Linked DNA regions of Homo sapiens: region 1 is linked to region 2. Evidence: read pairs that join two places in POLR2A ChIA-PET (ENCODE). Cell type or tissue: CD4-positive, alpha-beta T cell. All regions are shown on one strand. Each heading gives the region's core, and the rest is flanking DNA. Links, peaks and the distances in the headings are about the cores only.

The links. Peaks named below come from ENCODE experiments on the same cell type or tissue, not always from the same donor. Only the 100,000 strongest peaks of a DNase experiment are listed, where the experiment ranks them.
Region 1: POLR2A ChIA-PET joins it to region 2 with 5 read pairs; 2 of 35 experiments call an interaction of 5 or more read pairs at or near these places.

The regions. Positions count from the first base shown.
Region 1 is chr2:29,145,691-29,155,441 of GRCh38, reverse strand. It overlaps CLIP4 (CAP-Gly domain containing linker protein family member 4), which reads right to left. Exons shown (of 16, transcript NM_024692.6): 9 at 2,614-2,757. Among named protein-coding and RNA genes, the nearest start is that of CLIP4, 35 kb to the right of the region's middle. In CD4-positive, alpha-beta T cell, for the core only: no CTCF peak of the experiment used is centred there; no DNase peak of the experiment used is centred there.
Region 2 is chr2:28,995,490-29,005,240 of GRCh38, reverse strand. TOGARAM2 (TOG array regulator of axonemal microtubules 2) reads right to left here. Exons shown (of 20, transcript NM_199280.4): 3 at 6,988-7,098; 4 at 5,773-6,060; 5 at 2,494-2,705; 6 at 1,559-1,749. Among named protein-coding and RNA genes, the nearest start is that of TOGARAM2, 19 kb to the right of the region's middle. In CD4-positive, alpha-beta T cell, for the core only: no CTCF peak of the experiment used is centred there; DNase peaks (open chromatin) are centred at 3,260, 4,010 and 4,580; H3K27ac peaks cover 1,187 bases.

The sequences.
Region 1 (9,751 bases), core at 2,013-7,012, 150 kb before region 2:
TTCTGCTTGTACTCTTGTGTGTGTGTGTGTGTGTGTATACACTTGGGTGTATCATTTGGTTGTTTTTCATATCTTCTATTTCTTGGCTGAAACTTTCTTTTCATTTGTTTCAAGAGTGTTCACGTTTGATTCTTTTTTTTGTTCAGAAACAGGGTCTTGTTCTGTTAGCCAGGCTGTAGTGCAGTGGCACAATCATAGCCCATTGCAGCCTAAACTCCTGGACTCAAGTGATCCTCCTGCCTCAGCCTCTAGAGTAGCTGGGACTACAGGTGTGCACCACAATGCCCAGCTACACCCTTAATTCTTGGAGTGTGGTTACATTACTTAAAATCTTTATGTGTTCATTGCAATGTCCATGTCATCTCAAAGCTGCTATGCTTGGACTGTCTTTTTCCTTGTAAGAGGTGTTGACTTTTTCATATTTTGGGTAATTTTAAATTGTATCTTGTGTCTTTTGAATATTATGTATGGACACTGGAATAGGTCTTGTTTAAATCCTATGGAGGATGTTGACTGTTTCATTTTAGCAGGCAGTCAACCCATGTAGCCTCTGGGCAGAAGTTCCTGACCACCCTCTGTGCACTGTGGTTCTGATGTGGGTTCCGCTTCCGCAGCCTCTGCAATGCTGTTTGAATTTGTCTCATGTGCTGTGCAGCCCAGTAGTCAGGCTGGGACCCAAGCAGTGGTCTACCAAGGAGACCAAAGGCTTTGGTCAGATCCATGCATACACCACTTGCAAGAAGACCTAGGAGTTCACAGCCAAAATTGTGAGGCCTCTTTCTTGAGTCCCCTCCTCTCTATGATTTCCCTGACACTTCCTGCTCCTGGGCATCCCTTCCCGGTATTCTGAGTAGAATGTCTAAGCTTTCGTTTCCTTGCTCTGTCATACAATCCTGAGACTGATTGTGCCTCTGGGGCCAAGCAGTGAGAAAACAGAAGAAAAACCAATGTGGATTCCATCTATGTCCTTGGACCAAAGTTTCTCTGGTCAGAGACATGGATTTCCCTTCCTTGGGGTTTCGGGTGCCTGCCCATTCACAGCTGCCCATCCATACCACGTAGGACTGCCTGGGGACTGGATGGGAAACAAGGGAAAGAAAAGGCAAGCAATAAAGATAACAGGTGATTTCATCCACATTCTATCTAATAGGAGACCCCTTTTCTGCTCCTCAGACCAGAAATAGAGGGGGCTTCTCTTGGAGCTTTCTGTCTATATTTACCGTATACTTCTGGGCTTCAGGTTAAAAGGATGCTACTTATAATGCCACCAAAAAGTATGGAGTACCTACCAATAGACCTAACAAGGCAGATATAAAATACCTGTAGAAAAAAATTACACAATTTTGTTGGGATATTTTCAAAGGGCCTAATTAAACAGAAAGATATTCTAAACTCATAATTTAAAAACTGACTATTGTAAAGATGTCAGTTCTTTCCCATTGATTTAAGCTTCAACTAAAACATCAGATAAAACCTCAACAGAATTTTTAAAAGGAAACTTAACAGTTTATTGTAAAATGTATACGGAAGGGTGATTTATAAAAGCCCCAAATCAGCAAGACAATGATCAAGAATGAGATAGGAGGTTTTCCACTACTGGACATCAAGATTTATTTTTAAAAACTACTTATTATGGAGTGCAGTATTGACACAGGGATATTCAAATAGCCCAGTGGAACAGAATATAAAGGCCAGCCTAATTCTTGGACAAATTCCTTTCATCCTGGTAGAGAGCTTTCTACCTCAACTATTTACAAATTACCAAGTGTTTATTGAGCACCTGTTTTGTGCATTGCTACAGTGAAAACAACACTACAATTTACTCTCATGGTTCAGTTAAAGTTTAAAATTTTGCCGAGAGAATAGGACACTTGCACAAATAAAGCAATCCGAGGACAAAACCCAAGATAACAAATAACAATTGGGTGGTATGGATAAAAAAAGCACATACAAAGTTAGGGAATGAGGAGATTAAAGTGAACTAGAGACAGGATATGAATAAGAAGTCGAAAAAAATGGTGAGGACCTCAAAAGGCAGAAGTCAAATTACTGCACACAGATAAATAGCATGAGACAAAGTATGAAGGGAGGAGTAAGAAAATGTACGTAAAAGATGGGGAAGAGATACGATAAACCGTTCTCTTCCATAGAACTCTTCCATAGTTCTTCCATAGAACTTCCATAGTTCACCTATGGAAGCCGTGTGAGACTCTATCAATAAAGAAAGAGAGCCGCAACTGCTAGTTTCCCGAGTCAGGACTTTTTTTTGGTAAAAAAGAAGTCACTAAACATCCTTCAATAGGCAAGGAGCCTAAAGCTAGTTTTGTTCCATAAAAATTTGATGAAAGTATGAAATCTAGCCTTGAGGATAGATTATGTGTGATAAAGGTATGGAGACAGTAAAGAGAAAAAAGGAAGGAACAAATCTGAAATACATTTGTTAGGAACTGAAGTCATTAAAATTGAGGTTTAAAAACACATAAGATGCAGGTTTTATTAAATTCAGGTTTCAGAGTTGGCTAACAAAAAAAAGTGAAGCAATCTAAATATTAGGAATTCTACAAATAAAATTAAAACACTGAAGCAGATGGTTAACTTTCTGGTTTGACCTACCAGTATTTACTTTTGACGTCACATGAGCTACGTCAATTTTCTGGGACCTGATGAGAGGTACAGCAGCTTTTGTAGAAGGAGTGTGTGTTATATTCTTCCTTCGACCTTTTGCTTTACTTATCTTTGAAAGAGGTGCAAAAATACCTAAGGGAGAATGCAGAATTTTAGTGTTAAACAATTAAAACATTTCAAATAAAGGAACAAGTACAACTAATTAGTAACATAAATCTTTAATATAAACCTTTAGTGCCCACTGCATGTCCTATGATGAGAGGAAAAAAAATGTAAGACACAGTACTTACCCTCAAAGAGCTTACAATCTAGTTTTCAAGACTAACAACACGTCAATAATGTAAGAACCACATTTCAGGTGTTAAGTGAAATTCAGGAGAAAGAGAAATGAGTAAAGGTAATATTGATAGTTTTCTATCATTTTTTTTAACCTTTACGGTAACTTTTAAGAAATGTCTGTATTGTATTTGAAGACTGTTTGCCATAAATCTGAAATTTGAACCTATGTATTTCAATTTGGTTTTCTATCATTTCTAAGCAATTGGCAAATAACAGTGAGCCATAGAGCATAAAAATCTATTCTTCCATGCCAACTTACAACTCCTTTGGAAGTTATATTTATCCCACATTATAGCTTTTTATGTCCATGTCTTTCTTATCTCTCTTCCAGACTAACACCTTTTAAAGACAAAATTTAAATGTTACTTAACTCTGCATTCCCCCACTGTACCTAATTACAGTGTGTTACACATAGCAGGGATAAAATAAATCTTTCTGACTATAAAATATAATCTTCCTAAAAGGCCTGGCCCTCAGGTCCTGACAATCAGAAACAATACAGTGTACTTTGGGGAGGGGAGCGGCAGGGGCAGGGGGGTTGCCTATCTGCAGCAGCTGGGAGTACAAAATTCCACCAAAAAGGAGTTTATCCATACAATAAAATAACCAGCATACAAAGTATGCACCGACATTAGAGATAGTGAATACAGACTATAAATACCGAAATAATCTGGCTAAGATATTTAAAAAGTGAAAATAAAGCCATAATATGTATATTACACTCTTTCATTGAGTGTTTACAATCTAGCAAATATACATTATGACTAAAATGGAATATATCAAAAACAACTTGTTTTAAAGCAGGGTAGAAATGCTCGAGACTCTGTAAGAAGTGAGTGCTTTGTTAATAACTAAAAAGTACCAACTACACTACTTTCCTGCTAATCTTAAAATTCTCTCCCACCTCAGAGTCCATACTACTTTATCCTGATTTTCTTATCTTTTTTAAACTTATTTACAATGTTCTCTCTTCTGTCTCCTACCTATGAGATTTTCCATGACTTTCTATTCTTTCTCTAAATTATTTTCCTTCCCTAACACACACACACACTCTCTCTCTCTCTCAAGCCTGGTGATAATGACGACGATGATGATGATTACAACCAGTGTCGGCAAGGGTTTGACGAAAGAAATTATTTTATACTCTGGGAATGTATATTTGTATGATCTTTTTAGAAAACAAAAATCTTGACCTAATCCACTTTATAGAATTAATTTTAAAGAAATAATTATATTTAATGGTATGACAAACGTTACAAGGTTTCATCTGTATACTAAAAGAAAAAAATACATTTCAAGAGGTGACACAATTTCTACTTTACTACAATGACCCAATCACACTTCTGGAAATGAATCATGAGAAAATACTCTAAATAGGAGGAAAAGGTTGTATATCTGAATATGTCATCACTGTAATATTATTCATAAGTAGGAGAAAACATAATTGCCTGCCAATATGATGAATGAATTCACTATATCCATAAACCACTATATCATTATAACATTATAAGACAATAAAGATTATGTAGAAATATAGAAAAATATGAAAAGTAAATCAGGCCAGGCGCTGTGGCTCACATCTGTAATCCCAGCCATTTAGGAGGCCGAGGCAAGCGGATCACCTGAGATCAGGAGTTCAAGACCAGCCTGGCCAACATGGTGAAACCCCATCTCTACTAAAAATACAAAATTTAGCCAGGCACGGTGGTGCGTGCCTGTAATCCCTATCAGGAGGCTGAGGCAGGAGAATCGCTTGAACCTGGGAGGCCACTGCACTCCAGCCTGGGCAACAGAGTGAGAGACTGTCTCAAAAAAAAAAAAAAAAAAAAAAAAAGAGCAAATCAAAAAAATTAAGTTATGTATTTGATTACATTATGTGAAAAATTGTATGTGTGAATACAGGCAGCAGGCAGGATTGGAAGAAACCTAAAATAAACATTTATAAGAGAAGTCAAGCTATGGAGTCTTTTTCTGATTTGTTTGATTTGTGTCATTAATGTCATAATAATGTTCAATAAATTATGTTTTTCTTCATGTCAGGGAAAACGTGTGGTTTTCTGAACAGCAGCAAGTTGAAGGGCCAAAACCTAGATCAGGAAACAGTCACTGAAGGACACTTTTCAGTATTAGTAAACCCTCTTACGATGATTAAAAGAGAAGGGTAGCCCTCTCCACCTTTTTGTACTTTCTCTTCAACTTCCACTGACCATAAAATGTTTCTCTTCTGAGTAACCCCATCATTTGGTGAACCTTCCCCCTAACAAAGTGGGATGGGGTAGAAGGCTAAATTAATTGGAGTGGGAAGAGGAGACACCACTGGAGGCAGCAGTGCTGGGTGGAATTGCCTAGGATGTAGCATGTTGGCTTTCTCTCTCTTTCTCTTCTCCCTTTATTATGTAAGAGCTATTTCATTTTAACTTATTATGGTGATCACACAGGCAAAAAGACGAAAAGGAGAGAAAATGTACCTCTTTTACTGGAATAATGTTTATGATTATAAGTGAATAAGGTATTTTTATCAATATGAAGGCAACTTTGGCTGATATAACCTCTATCATGACTACTGACACCTTTACTTCACTATCAATAATAAATATATTTTCTAACAAAAAAATCTCACCAGGAAATCTCTGTAAGCTAAAGTATATTTGTGTATTAAATTAAATATTTAATTCTATGGCTTAAAAAGATTTCCGTAGTATATAAAACTTCATCTATATAGTTTGCATTCTTCTTTTTTTTTTTTTTTATTAGCCAAAGCATTTCAGAGAACCAAAACTAAATGTAAAGCAATGACTGGATGCATAGCATATGGGCGGCCTCTATTACTCAGTTACTCAGGCTAACTGAAGTATTGATAGGACTTTTCTCAAATCTCGACATGTAACTGTAAGGCTTAACTAAAAACAAACACATGATGAATTATTTGGAAAGACAAAAATAACAAATTTCCAGATAAACATGGCCCACTGAATATAGGTTTAACTCCAATTCTTCTTCTCCAACCCCCACTAAAATATCGGTAAGGAATAAAAATGGTATGAACTCTAAAGAAAAAAAAAAAAAAGAAAAGGAGAAAAAATACTAAACGCTTCCAAGAAGGAGGAAAGGGTCAAAAACAGAAGATGGAAAAACCTCTACCTACTTTTTGTTTTTCCTTTTTCATTTTATACTAAATAACCTGTACAACAATACTTCAAAACATCTGAACAGCAACACTGGAAGCTCAGGATAGTAGTTGGTAAACTATGGCCCAACAGCCATATCCTGGCTACTGCCTGTTTATTGGTCAATTTTTATTGAACCGTAGCCACGTCCATCTGCTTACACACTGCCTATGGCTGCCCGTTTACTACAACAGCAAAGCTGAGTAGCAGGTACAACAGAGAATGCATAGCCCACAAGGCCTACAACATTTACCATGCGGCCCCTTACAGAAAAAGTCTGTCAAACTCTACCTGAGACAATAGAGTATCTCCTTAAATATACTGAGAGAATATGAAATCCAATCTAACTTTCCTCATCCCAAATTATCACATAAAGTTTGAGGGGAGAAATCAACATGTGTTTAGAATAGAAGGTCTCAACACATTTACTTCTCATGAGTCCTTTGTCAGAAAGCTACTGAAGGACAGGCTATACCAAAAACAAGTCAACCAACAAACTGCTACATTGGGTTTCATATTCTCTCAGTATATTTAAGGTAATACTTTGTTGTCTCATGTAGAGAACTAAATCTCTCTCTTCATAGTACAAACTCACTAGATGTCTTGAACTGGAAAAATCAAGAGAGATTCACGTAAATATATTAGTTACAAATACAGATATTAATATCAGACAATACAGCTAAAAGAGTTGAAAAAGTTCTTGCCTAGTTCTAAGGAGCAGGATTTGAGGGCAGAGAAAAACAAGCTAAGAGACAGTTTTGTAATAAGCCTTGCCGTACAATCTGACTTGAGTAAACTAAGTATATGTATTCACTTTGGCAATTATTAAAAGACATAAAAACAGTAATACCACCAAGTATTAAAACTTATCATTTTCTACAGTTAAAAAAATCTAATAGGTATGAGAATTAACAGATCAATAGAACAAAATAAGCCTGAAATATACCATAGCATTGATAAGAACTTAATCTATAATAAAAGCAGCACAACAAGCCAAAGGGAAAAGATGATAGATTTGGAAAGAGAGAAAACCATTGTTGAGAAATTCCTTGGCTTCTGATTAGCCAGGGGATTCCCCAACTCCCCTCCCCTCCACCTTAAGTAGCTTAGCCGTGACCTGGGGCTCCCAGGGCTGTCAAGGGCTATACCCATTTTCACACAATCCAACACATGACCCCTGCCCCACAACTTGCCTTTGAGTACATACAAGGGGACGGGGGTATCCAGCTTTGTGCCAATCAAGCACGCCTCCCCTTGGGATAATGGGAGTTTGGGAGTCCCCATGAGTTCTGCTGGCAATCTAAATGATTCCATAATTCTGATTTACCTCTGCCCTATGTGTTGCTAAAGGCTTTTGATCCTGCCCTTAATCTGCTTGACAGGTGGCAAAGTAATCTATCGGAGGAAAATTAAAATTAAATTCTTAACCTCAAACTACTAACCAAATAAATTCCAAATGGATTACATAATTAAGTATAAAAATTAAAACATTTACATTACAGCTAGACAGGAGGAATAAGTTCTAGTGCTCTGCAGCACTGTGAGGTGAAGATGGTTAACAACAATTTATTGTGTATGTTGAAAAAGCTAAAAGAGAGGATTTTGAATGTTCTCAAATGATAAATGTTTGAAGTGATGAATATCCTAATTACCCTCATTTAATTACACCTTACATTACACAGAAATATCATTCTGTACCCCATAAATAGGTACAATTATTTGTATAAATACAAATATTTAGTGCCAACTATAAATAAAAGGAAAAATATAAACATTTAAAGAAATATAAAATGTATAATCCTTAGATTAGGAAGAATTATCAAAGCATAAAAGTAATATAAGAATTGATAAAAGTCTTTAAGCCATAAAACTACATGTCCAAAAAACATTGCAAATGAGGTTCAAAGGCAAATGACAAGCTAGACAAAATATCCATAATAAATAAAGCTTAATATCATAAGTATGTATTTTAAAACTCATCCTTTTTTAAAAAAGACACACTAATATCCCAATTTTTACTGGGAAAATAATACAAACAGGCAATTGCCAAGAAACATAAAAAATACCTATACTACAACAAAACACTTTAAAAAGTGTTCTATTTCACCACAATAAGAGAAATACCAATTAAAATATAGAAATTTTCATCTGTCAAATTGGAAAAATTAAAGGAAATGGAGCTATTCAAAATCAAATTTTCAAACAATATGTAAAGATTTGGGGAAATTACACTAGGATATTAAATAAAAATGCAGAATTTTTACTTTCCTCTTGTTTTCAAATCTTATACAATCAGCATTTTTATAAACAAACAAAAAAAGTTTTAATAGACCAAAAAAATGAGATTCCATCCTAAGTGTGTGATGAAAGGAAACTAGTTAATTTTGATAAAAGCGTGATAGCCAACAGCTCTCATCTGTTGAGTGCTTACAGGGAATCATGCACTGTTCTAGGTGCTTTATACTTTTACCAACACATTTAATTCTTGCACTAGTCCTTATGATAGTGTCATCCCTATTTCACAGAAGACAACTGAGGCACAAGAAGAGAAAGACAGTCACATAGCTGGTAAGTAAAGAAATCGAATCACACAAAAGCAGTCAGACTCCAAAGTCCATCCGCTTCATCATCATCATCATACCACACCACCTCACCATCAGGCCACAAGATGAATACTACACAATCGTGGAAAACAATGTTCTAAAAGAATATTTCATTTCAAGGAAAAGTATTCACAACATAGTAAGTGACTACAAAATCAAATTGAAATCAATAGACAGGATAGGTGTGTGTGAGAGAGAGGAAGAATAAATTTACCTAAACATGTCAGAAAGAATTTACTTAAACATTTGTCAGAATTTACTTAAACATTTGTCAGAAAGAGAAAGAAACCTCGCAGAGTTTCAAAGAAACCTCAGGAATGCGGTCATAAAGTTGGCCTTGCTTGATTTTTCCAGTTTTCCAAGTTCTTCATGACCTCCAGAGCTCTGTACTTCCTTGATAACCAAGTCCCTCCCTTGGCCACAACACTACTAGGTGCAGGATTTGAGGGAGGTCTGCAGAGCTGGGCGTGCCCCTGGTCAGAGGCCTTCTCCCAATCACTATACTGCTGGCAGCAAGAATCAAGGGCAGCCCAACAGCTCACAGCCTACTAACGAAAAAACCCCTCTCATCACTGTCTCCCCACTAAAAGCCACCCAAGAGACCAGTCCCAAGAAAGACACTTTCCCAAAAACATCATTGAGACAATTCCATCAGATGCCCTCTTCACCAGTCACTACCAGACACCCTCCTAAACCTTTCCATCATGGCCTCTGAAATTCATGGTTGGCCAGGCACAGTGGCTCATGCCTGTAATCCCTGCACTTTGGGAGGCCAAGGTGGGCAGATAACCTGAGGTCAGGAGGTCGAGACCAGTCTGGCCAACATGGCGAAACCCTGTCTCTACTGAAAATACAACAATTATCCAGCCATGGTGGCAAATGCCTGTAATCCCAGCTACTCGGGAGGCTGAGGCAGGAGAATCGCTTGAACCTGGGAGGCAGAGGTTGCAGTGAGCCGAGATCGAGCCACTGCACTATAGCCTGGGCGACAGAGCAAGACTCCGTCTCAAACAAATA
Region 2 (9,751 bases), core at 1,980-6,979:
CCACACACATATACACACATGCACACATACCCACACACATGCACACACACACTGCACACATATGCCCTTACACATGCACTCACACACAACATGCACTCACACACATACACATGCACACACACCCATACACATGCACTCACAACATGCACTCACACATACACATGCACACACATGCACTCACACACATACACATGCACACACATGCACTCACATACATGCACTCACACATACACATGCACACACATGCACTCACACACATACACACATGCACTCACACACATACACATGCACACACATGCACACACATGCACTCACACACGTACACATGCACACACATGCACTCACACATGTACACATACACTCCACACACATGCACACACAACTCCACACAGATGCACTCATACACATACATGCACACACATACTCCACACATGCACTCAGACACACTCAGACACATACTCTTGCACTCATGCACACACACACTCAGACACACACACACATGCATGCACTCACACATATACACATACTCAGACACACACACTCTTGTACTCACATACATGCATATACTCACATATACATGCACACATACACACTCATACACATACACTCACACATACCTGCAGGCACTCATACATGTGTGCACACACAAAGACACTCAGACACACTCACTCTCACACACACGTGCTCTGACATCACTCTGGACTGACCACGGGGATGTTGCTGGCCATCTAGAGCACTGTCTTACTTACAAGCCATAACCCGATTTATGCCAACACAAAGATCCTCTTCCCCACTTGTTTGTGGGATATGAAGACCCCTTTTCAAGTCCAAAAGTTTGTGGACTGTCCCCCATACACATGATACTGGTTGTATTTTTAGTATCCATCAATTAAGAAAATATTTAATTACAAAGAGCTGCCATGAACTCAATCATGCTTTAAAATAGTGTTTTATTCATAGCCGGGCACGGTGTCTCACACCTATAATCCCAGCACTTTGGGAGGCCAAGGAGGGCAGATCACCTGAGGTCAGGAGTTTCAAGACCAGCCTGGCCAACATGCTGAAACCCGTCTCTACTAAAAATACAAAAATTAGCAGGGCATGGTGGTGGGTGCCTGTAATCCCAGCTACTCAGGAGAATCGCTTGAACCCGGGAGGCGGAGGTTGCAGTGAGTTGAGATCACACCACTGCACTCCAGCCTGGGCGACAGAGTGAGACTCCATCTCAAAATTATATATATGAGATAAAATAATTAGTGTTTTATTCATTACTCCGGCAACCTCATCCACTAAGGCACTGGGAGAAGACAGAGGCTGGAGACATTGTTCGTGATGCCATTGACCCAGCCTGCCGGAGCCAAGAGGCAGAGAAGCCCCGGCAACCATGCTGGGACCTCCCTAGGTCTGTGGCTCATGGGTGGAGCCCCCAGCCCTTTCCCTGCCTGGTGTCCCAAGAACTCTGCCACAGCATGGAGGGTCAGCCACAAGGAGCCCCAGTGGATCTCAGGGGGACAGAGGGAGAGAAGTCAGCAAGGAAGGTTTGACTTGGAGCTCTTACCGCGTGCGTGGGGCCCTCAGGCCTGTGAGGACTCCCTGGCCTGGAGGTAACGGGCTGGGAAGGGAGCCAGGCACACGGGAGGGGGTCGCTGCAACCGTCCTGGCCTTTGGGATGGGTGGGATCACGATGGCGCCCAGGGACTTCTGCATCTTCTCATCATTGCAGTGCAGGTATTGCCAGGAGATCTGCGCCTGGGAGCAGAGGCGGGACAGGGGTCTGGCCTATGGCAACATCCCATGGTGAATGCTCACCTCCAGGCACCTCACACAGTGTGGGACCTGCTGTCTCTTTTCAGCCACACCACCCTGGGACCCCCAGAAGCCTGACTGCTTCCTTACCACTCCTGGTGAGGAGACTGGCAAGCCCTTTTGTGACTATTATTATTCGTTTTTCTGTTCTCATTTCAGAAAAATCCTAGAACATCAGAGCTGGAAGGACCTTCAAACACATCTGGGCCAAACCTCTATTTTCATAGATGTGCAAACTGGGGCCCAAAGAGGGGTGTGACTTGCACAAGGTCACACAGCCAGTGAGGGGCAAACAGAAACCAAGGCCCAAATCTGAGTCCTAGCCCAGCATTCTTTGCCACACTCTTGCTTAAAATGGAGAGGGCCAGAAAGCAGGAGGAATTCTGGAACATTTAGACCAGAGAAGGCCTAGGGGACCACCAGTTCTAGGACAAAGGTCATGCAGCCTCTGGCACAGCCACCCAGAGCCCCCAGGCCAGCTATGGAGGTTTGAGATGCTGGGGGAGGTGGTGAAATGAGCACCTTGAGCCTCTCCCAGTGCTGTCCCTATCCTCACTGCAGACCTCAAGACACCTCCAGGGATGCTCAGGGCATGGAGTCAGGGGTTGGTGGAGGCTAGAAAGAAAGGCAGGAGGAAGGGAGGGCAAGAAGCTGAGGACCAGACTCACAGCAGTCGAACCACCTTACCTCCTGAGCACCGGGTCTCAACTCGTGAGGACCCGGAATGCTCCCCGGTAGGTCCAGGCCCTTCTCTTTGACTCCGCTGGCCTCAGGGGTGGTAGGGATGCTCTGGATGAGAGGCATCGGCCTGGGCACCCTCAGCAGCCTCTGAGAGGTGGCTCGGGGGATGGTGCTGTGCAGGGGAACTCCTTGGGGGCCTCCCCCTGGATCCAGAGAGGCTGTACAGGGATGGGGATGGGAAATCAGTTAGTCCCAGAAGAACAGGGAGTGGAAGGTGGATTCAGACCCCAGCAACGGGGCCTTCTGCCCTGGGAAGGACTGGGATGGCGAGGAGAGAGATCAGATCTGTCCCCAACCCCACCACTGGTAGACTGAGCAAGCAGCCACTTCTGAGTGTCTGTGCCATTCCAGAAAGGGCCAATCCAAGTTACCTGTTTAGAATTCAGAGGCAGCGTGGGAAGGAAGGGAAATAAAAGCAGTGCCAGATCAGGAGGAAGCATGGCAGGTCCTGGCCGTGGGTAGAAGCTATGTGACCTCGAGCAAGGCACTGTCTCTCTGAACCCCATTACACTTCTGTGAAATGGGGTGATTCAATAACATCACTTATATAAGATGCCAGGCAAGTACCTGCCACTGTTTCCCCTTCCTTTTCGGCTGGTGATGTGGGGCGTAGCTGTTTTGACACAGCTAACATAGTCTAAGACAGACCGCCACACTTCCAGCTCCCCTCTGAATGCTTTAGGTGCCCAACAGACATCTTCAGCGCCCTGTGCCCCACCCCATCTCACCCCACAGCCATGCCTCAGGCAAAGGCACAGGGCAAGAAGCACTGGGTTGGGCCAAGAGCTCAGGGTTATCTTTGTAAATATCAGTGATGAGGAATAAAAAAAAAAAAAAGACTAGCATTTTAACTTTCATTCTGGCCTCAACAAAACCACTGCATCAAAACAGCCAAGTCAGGCCAGGCGCAGTGGCTCACGCCTGTAATCCCACACACTTTGGGAGGCCGAGAACGGGAGGATCACTGGAGGTCAGAAGTTCAAGACCAGCCTGGCCAACATGGTGAAACCCCATCTCTACTAAAAATTAGCCGGGCGTGGTGGCACATGCCTGTAGTCCCAGCTACCGGGGAGGCTGAGGCAGGAGAATCGCTTGAACCTGGGAGGTGGAGGTTGCGGTGAGCCGAGATCGCACCACTGCACTCTAGACTGGGCAACAGAGCAAGACTCGGTCTCAAAAAAAAAAAAAAGATTAGCTGGGCCTAGTGGTGGTTGTCTGTAATCCCAGCAACTCAGGAGACTGAGGCAGGAGAATCACTTGAACCCAGAGGTTGCAGTGAGCCAAAATCGCACCACTGCACTCCAGCCTGGGTGACAGAGCGAGACTCTGTTCCAGAAAAAAAAAATTAAAAAAAAATAAACCAGCCAAGTCAAAATATCATCTCTGTTCCTGCACACTCGCTCCCCTCCTGGCTTCCGGTGCTGGTTCTGTTCTGTCTTGGAGCACTGTTGTGTTGTGGTTAGCCTGTGGGGAGCTGAAAGGATGGAAAAGAAGGGGTGTGGTCAAGTGGAGACTGTGCCACTTGCCGGGCCACCTTGAGCCCCAGCTGGGTCAGGGCACAGAGGAGTCAACTCAGCCTCAATGCAGGGGCCAGAGCAGCCCCAGCACTGCCCGGGGGCCAGAGATCCCCGGCCCTCCATGCTTGCTGAGGGGCCTGATAAGTCTATAGGTCACTGCCCATCAGAACATTAGGTAGAACAACTCCATTCTTTTTTTCCCTATGCTGGAACTTTGTAAAAAAGAAATGAAATATCTAGAAAAGGGCTTCAAGCCCCTAAGGGAGAGAGTTGTTGGTCTGGCAGCTCTAGGAGTTGTACCTACTGGAAGTTCTAAGGAAGCTTCTCGGGCATTCCAACCCCACCTTCTGCCTCCATAATGTGCAGCCAGGACAATTCCTCCCAGAGGCTCCCTGGCATTGTCCTGGGCTCCCCGGGAGCTGGAGACACCCCACGGCTCCAGGGAGAGGCTCAGCAGGTGGAGCAGTCTGCACAGGGGAGGGGAAGAACAGCCAACCACAACCCCAGGCTTGACGGCAGCAACCACGTGCCTCTTGAGAGCACTTCCCCTTTCTTCCTAAGACCTCAAGACTTCTTATTGCTCTTGTTACCCAAGAGTTCATTCCGCTGAAAAGAGCCCGTATGATTCACCCAGAAGAGGAGAGAAGGAAGGAAAATAGTAACAATGTATTAAGTTCTTCCCATATGCCAGGTGTTGAGAATTCTGTGTACAAGTTTTCATTAAACCCCCACAGTAACACAGAAGTATTATTAATAGTGTCCCCATTCCACAGAGGAGGAAATCGAGGCCTGAAATGTTACCGACCTGCCCAAGGCCCCAGAGCCAGTGAGTATCGGGGCTAAGATTTGAACTTGGCTTGTCCACCACACAGATGAGAGACAGTATAAAGTGCCTGCTGTTGAATCCCTTGTTCATCTGCTCAACAAACGTTTCTTGAGAGCCTCCTAGCTGCCAAGCGACTGTGCCTCACACCGAGATCTCAGTCACTGCCCTCTTGGAGCTGACAATTACATGCAAGATTCAGGTTTTAAATAGTCACAAAAGTAAAAATATAAATGCAAACCATGAAAAGAACTGAAGGAAAAAAATGATAGGGCATTATTGGAGAGCATCCTAAGGGGCAAACTCACATTGGGGAGTCAAGGAGGCCTCTTTGAGGAGGGCTTTGAAGCCAAGAAGGGAGGCTGGGTGGGGATTTTCTGAGTGGGAAACGGAGGAGGGGTGGGGGAGGAGCAGTGGCTCTAAACCTCAGGCAGGAAAGAGCCCACAAGCCCCAGGCCCTGGACAGCAGAGACCGAAGGCAGAGAGTGACACAGTTGGGGTGAGGCCAGGGCCAGAAGGTCTTGTGCATAAGGGAACATTTGGGATCTTAGTCTAAGCACATCCAAAACCTACTGGCTGATTTTGAGCATAGTTGGTGGAAATGGGAAGAACATTTGCTTAAAAGGATCCTTCTGGAGCAAGACTAGAAGGCGCAAGGGTGGGAATGAAGAGGCCAGTCGGGAAGCACTGCAGAGCCCGGGAGGGAGGCTCAGCTCCAAGGAGGTCGCTGAAGCCATAGAGAAGGTACCTGGTATGTACCCACCGATCACCCCCAGGGCATCCCAGCATGCCACCTGGAAGCCTGCTGACCCTCACAGCCCTGGAGGCCTGCGGCCCTTGACCTGGAAGTGGGTGGGTGAGGGGTGGGCAGGGGCCAGTGCTCACCTCGGGAAGACGCTGCCAAGCCCTCTGAGAGCCTCCTTTTCTTGAGCTTGTCCTTAATCTGGATGGTGTCCCTGGCCACGCTGTTGGCCTCTGACTCCGGAGAAGGGAGGAGCACCAGGGGCTGGTCCCCCAAAGACAAGGCCCTGAGGTTCCTGGGGTGACCATTCCTTGCCTGCCAGCCCTTGGAAGGGGTGTCCAGCTTGAGGCCACCCAGCTGTCCGAGTCCACGCAGGAGCTGTGACGGTTCCTCGTTGTTCAGCAGGGCTCTTGGCTCAGGCTGGAGAGAACCTGAGGGGGACAGAGGTGTGAATGGCTTGGCACGCAGTACCCAGGGTGGCACCAGGCACCAGCAAGCTCCTTGACATTGCTTCCTTCTAACAGGCAGCCACTTGCCTGGTGAAACCCAGTCATTTAATGTTTCAGTCACTCCTGGGGACGAGTCATTCATTCGACAGTGTCTCTGAAGCACCTAATCTTCACAAGACCCATGCCACAAGGTGCTCAGGACAAAAGGGGGAATCCACAGGCAGTCCTATGGCAGCACAGACAAGAGGCCGTGAATCATAGGGAAGGTCGTCTGCCCAGGGACCACCATCCACCAATCTCCAGGGTCCAACAAAGTCATCAGATCCCCGAGCACTGACCTATGCCAAGCACAGACTACAAGGAGGAACTCAGGCATCTCAGAGCAAATCACCCCCACCCCCAGCAGACACACCAGATGGGAGAGAAACAAAATACTCTGCACATTTAGAGGAGGTAAGAGGTTCTAGAAGACCTTCAGGAAGTGGTGCTCTTCACCTGGGCCCTGGGGGAGCATTCAGACAGGTGGGCTCTCAGAAGCTTGGCCACAACCCAGCCCCTCCAGAGACCCAGGCTGCAGATGCTGGACAAGTGGCAGAGACGCTGAGTGGACATCTTGAGAGGGGCCCCCTCCCCATTGCCAACCTGGGTGCTGAGTGCACTCCCAGGTCCAGGCGCATGCAGAGAGCCCTGCTCCCTATTCCTGCGGGTCCCCCTCTGCACACCTCCAACCTCTGAGGCACAGGATCAAAAGAACCTGCCTTTGAAAGAATCAAAGGGTATTTTCAGCAGGAGCCACAGGAAAAATAACACCTGCTGGTAGCTCGAGAACACAGCCGGCATCTACCACACTCACTCCCCGCTCCAGGATGAGGCCAGGGGCCCTGACCAGGTGAGGTCTTCCCATCTCACCTTCTCCATGAGGCAGACTGGAGTTGATGCTTCCAGGCGGGAGCACCCGGGGCCCAGCACTGGTCCGAGGGATGCTCCCGCAGTACACGGCCACGGGGACCAGGACCTTGGCTGGAGACAGAAGCACAGGAGAGCAGCACCTGAGAGTCCTCCAAGGCCAAGACTGGGAGCAAACCAAGAACACCCGGCCGTAACCCTGAGCACTCCACCCCGCAGGGTCCCTGCCCAAAAAACCAAGGCATGTGGTGGCCCCACCCCCAACACCAGAGCCTGGCAGGGCCAGGCAGGGTGCCTGTGATCTCCACCAAATCCCTCCAACCCCGCTTGCCCCAGCCTCTCAGCCTGGCTGCCTCCTCCCTCCTCGCATCCTGGCTTTGTTCCAAACCCCCCTCCATGCCTTTTCATCTCCTTCATGGGCACCCCTCTTCCATCACCCAACATCATTGACCGATGGAGTGCCCATCCCCAACCTCTGTCCACCAGCTGCTCTCCCCAGGACACTTCCTCACTGCCACACCCTGCAGATAATCCCCTACCCTACGGCTTCCGCCCTGACCAATCCCACCCGTTACAGAGCATCCAATTACCTTGCCAATTCCTTTTTGGAAGTCCCCAGGCACCTCATCAGCATGTCCTACACTGATCTTCCCTCTTCTCTCCTAACGTCCCTCGGCTCAGCAAAAGACACCCTCTATCCGCGACACAGAGATTTGTGAACACTCTCTGTGCAGTGAGACAGTAGTGGGCAAGGCTGACTCAGTCCTCAGTGAGACTTGAAGTCTGGCGGAGAACACAATGATTAAGAAGCAATGACAGTGCGGGGCCTGGGAGCCCGGCCAGAGATGGGGACAGAAAAAGCTTCCCAGAGGGAGGGACCACTGAGCTGAGAGCATACAGGGAGCAGGAGTCAGGAAAGAGGAGGGGAAGTTCAGCTAAGGCATGCGCTCCTTTAAGAAGCCTTCCATCTTTTGCCAGTTTTTAAAGCAGATTCTCTGTTTTTGTTACTGAGTTGTTTGAGTTCCTTATATATTCTGGTTATTAATCCTTTGTCGGATGGATAGTTTGCAAATATTTTCTCCTATTCTTCACTCTATTGACTGTTTCCTTGTGTCTACAGAAGCTTTTTAACTTGATGGAATCCCATTTGTCTATTTTTGCTTTTGTTGCCTGTGCTTTTGAGGTCACTGCTGGATGAATATCCAACAGAAAGTAAATCAGTACATTGAAGAGCTATCTGCACTCTCATGTTTATTACATTATTCACAATAGCCAAGACATGGAATCAGCCTAAGTGTCCATCAATGGATGAATGGATAAAGAAAATGTGGCACATATACACAATGGGATACTATTAGGCCATAAAAAAGAATAAAAAAAGAATCAAATCCTGCCACTTGCAGCAACATGGATGGAACTGGAGGTCATTATCTTTTTTTTTTTTTTTTTTTTTTTTTGAGATGGAGTCTCAGTGGTGCGATCTCGGCTCACTGCAACCTCCGCCTCCTGGGTTCAAGTGATTCTCCTGCCTCAGCTCCCCCTAGTAGCTGGGATTACAGGCACCTGCCACCATGCCCAGCTAATTTTTTTGTATTTTCATAGAGACAGGGTTTCACCATGTTGCCCAGGCTGGTCTCGAAATCCTGAGCTCATGCAATCTGCCCGCCTCTGCCTCCCAAAGTGCTAGGATTACAGATGTGAGCCACCACTCCCAGCCTGGCAGTCATTATCTTAAGTGAAGTAAGCCAGGCACAGAGAGACAAATTCTACTTGTTTTCATTCATATATGGGAGCTTAAAAAGTCAGTCTCACAGAGGCAGAGAACAGAATGGTGGTTACCAGAGACTGGGAAGAGAAGGGGGTGGAATGAAGAGAGGTTGGTTAATGGGTACAAAAATACAGTTAGATAGAAGGAATGAGAGCTATTGTTTGATAGTATAGTAGGGTGACTATAGCTCATAATAATGTATTGTATAATTCAAAATAGCTAGAATTGGAATGTTCCCAACATCAAGAAATGGCCAGTGGTTGAGGTGCTGGAAATCCCAATTACCCTAATTTGATCATTACTCATTGAATGCCTGTATCCAAATATCACATGTACACCCAGAAAATATGTACAACTATTATGTGTCAATATTTTTAAAAGAGAAAGAGAAGCCCTCCCTCTCCTGTGTTCCCACAGCCCCAGGCACAGCCCTGTGTTACTCTCTCTTCCCCATGCCTCTCTCTGTTCCTGCCCTGCAGCTTCCCTAGGAACAGTCACTGTGTCTTACTCATCTCTGTAGTACTGTACCTGCTGCTAAGTAGGCACTTCACAAACGTGGGTCCCACACCCTCCTGGCTCAGCCCTTCCCGAGCCCACCTCAGGACCATCCATGGGGACCTAAGCCACCACCTGGAGAAGCCACCACGCAGGTGGAAACCCAGCTCGTCCATCCCCAGGCTGCAAGACTCCTAGTCTGGAACTCAGGAGCCTGGGTTCCCACTTTTTCCACCTGTGTGACCTTGAGGAAATAAGCTAACTTCTCTGAGTCTCAGTTCCCACATCAGTAAAGCAAAGGAGTTGACAGCACTAAAGGTTCATACAACATCTTTATCCTATTTCTAGATTTGTAGATTTTTCTTTCTAAGATCTCAGCACCTCCCACTTCTCCACTGGAATCTACATTCAGGTGGGATCTGCTTTAGCACTAAAGTAAGCAGGTCTTTTCCGATTCATATGTCGAAGCCCCGGGGAGTTCTGCCGTGTGCATCATGCGCTGTC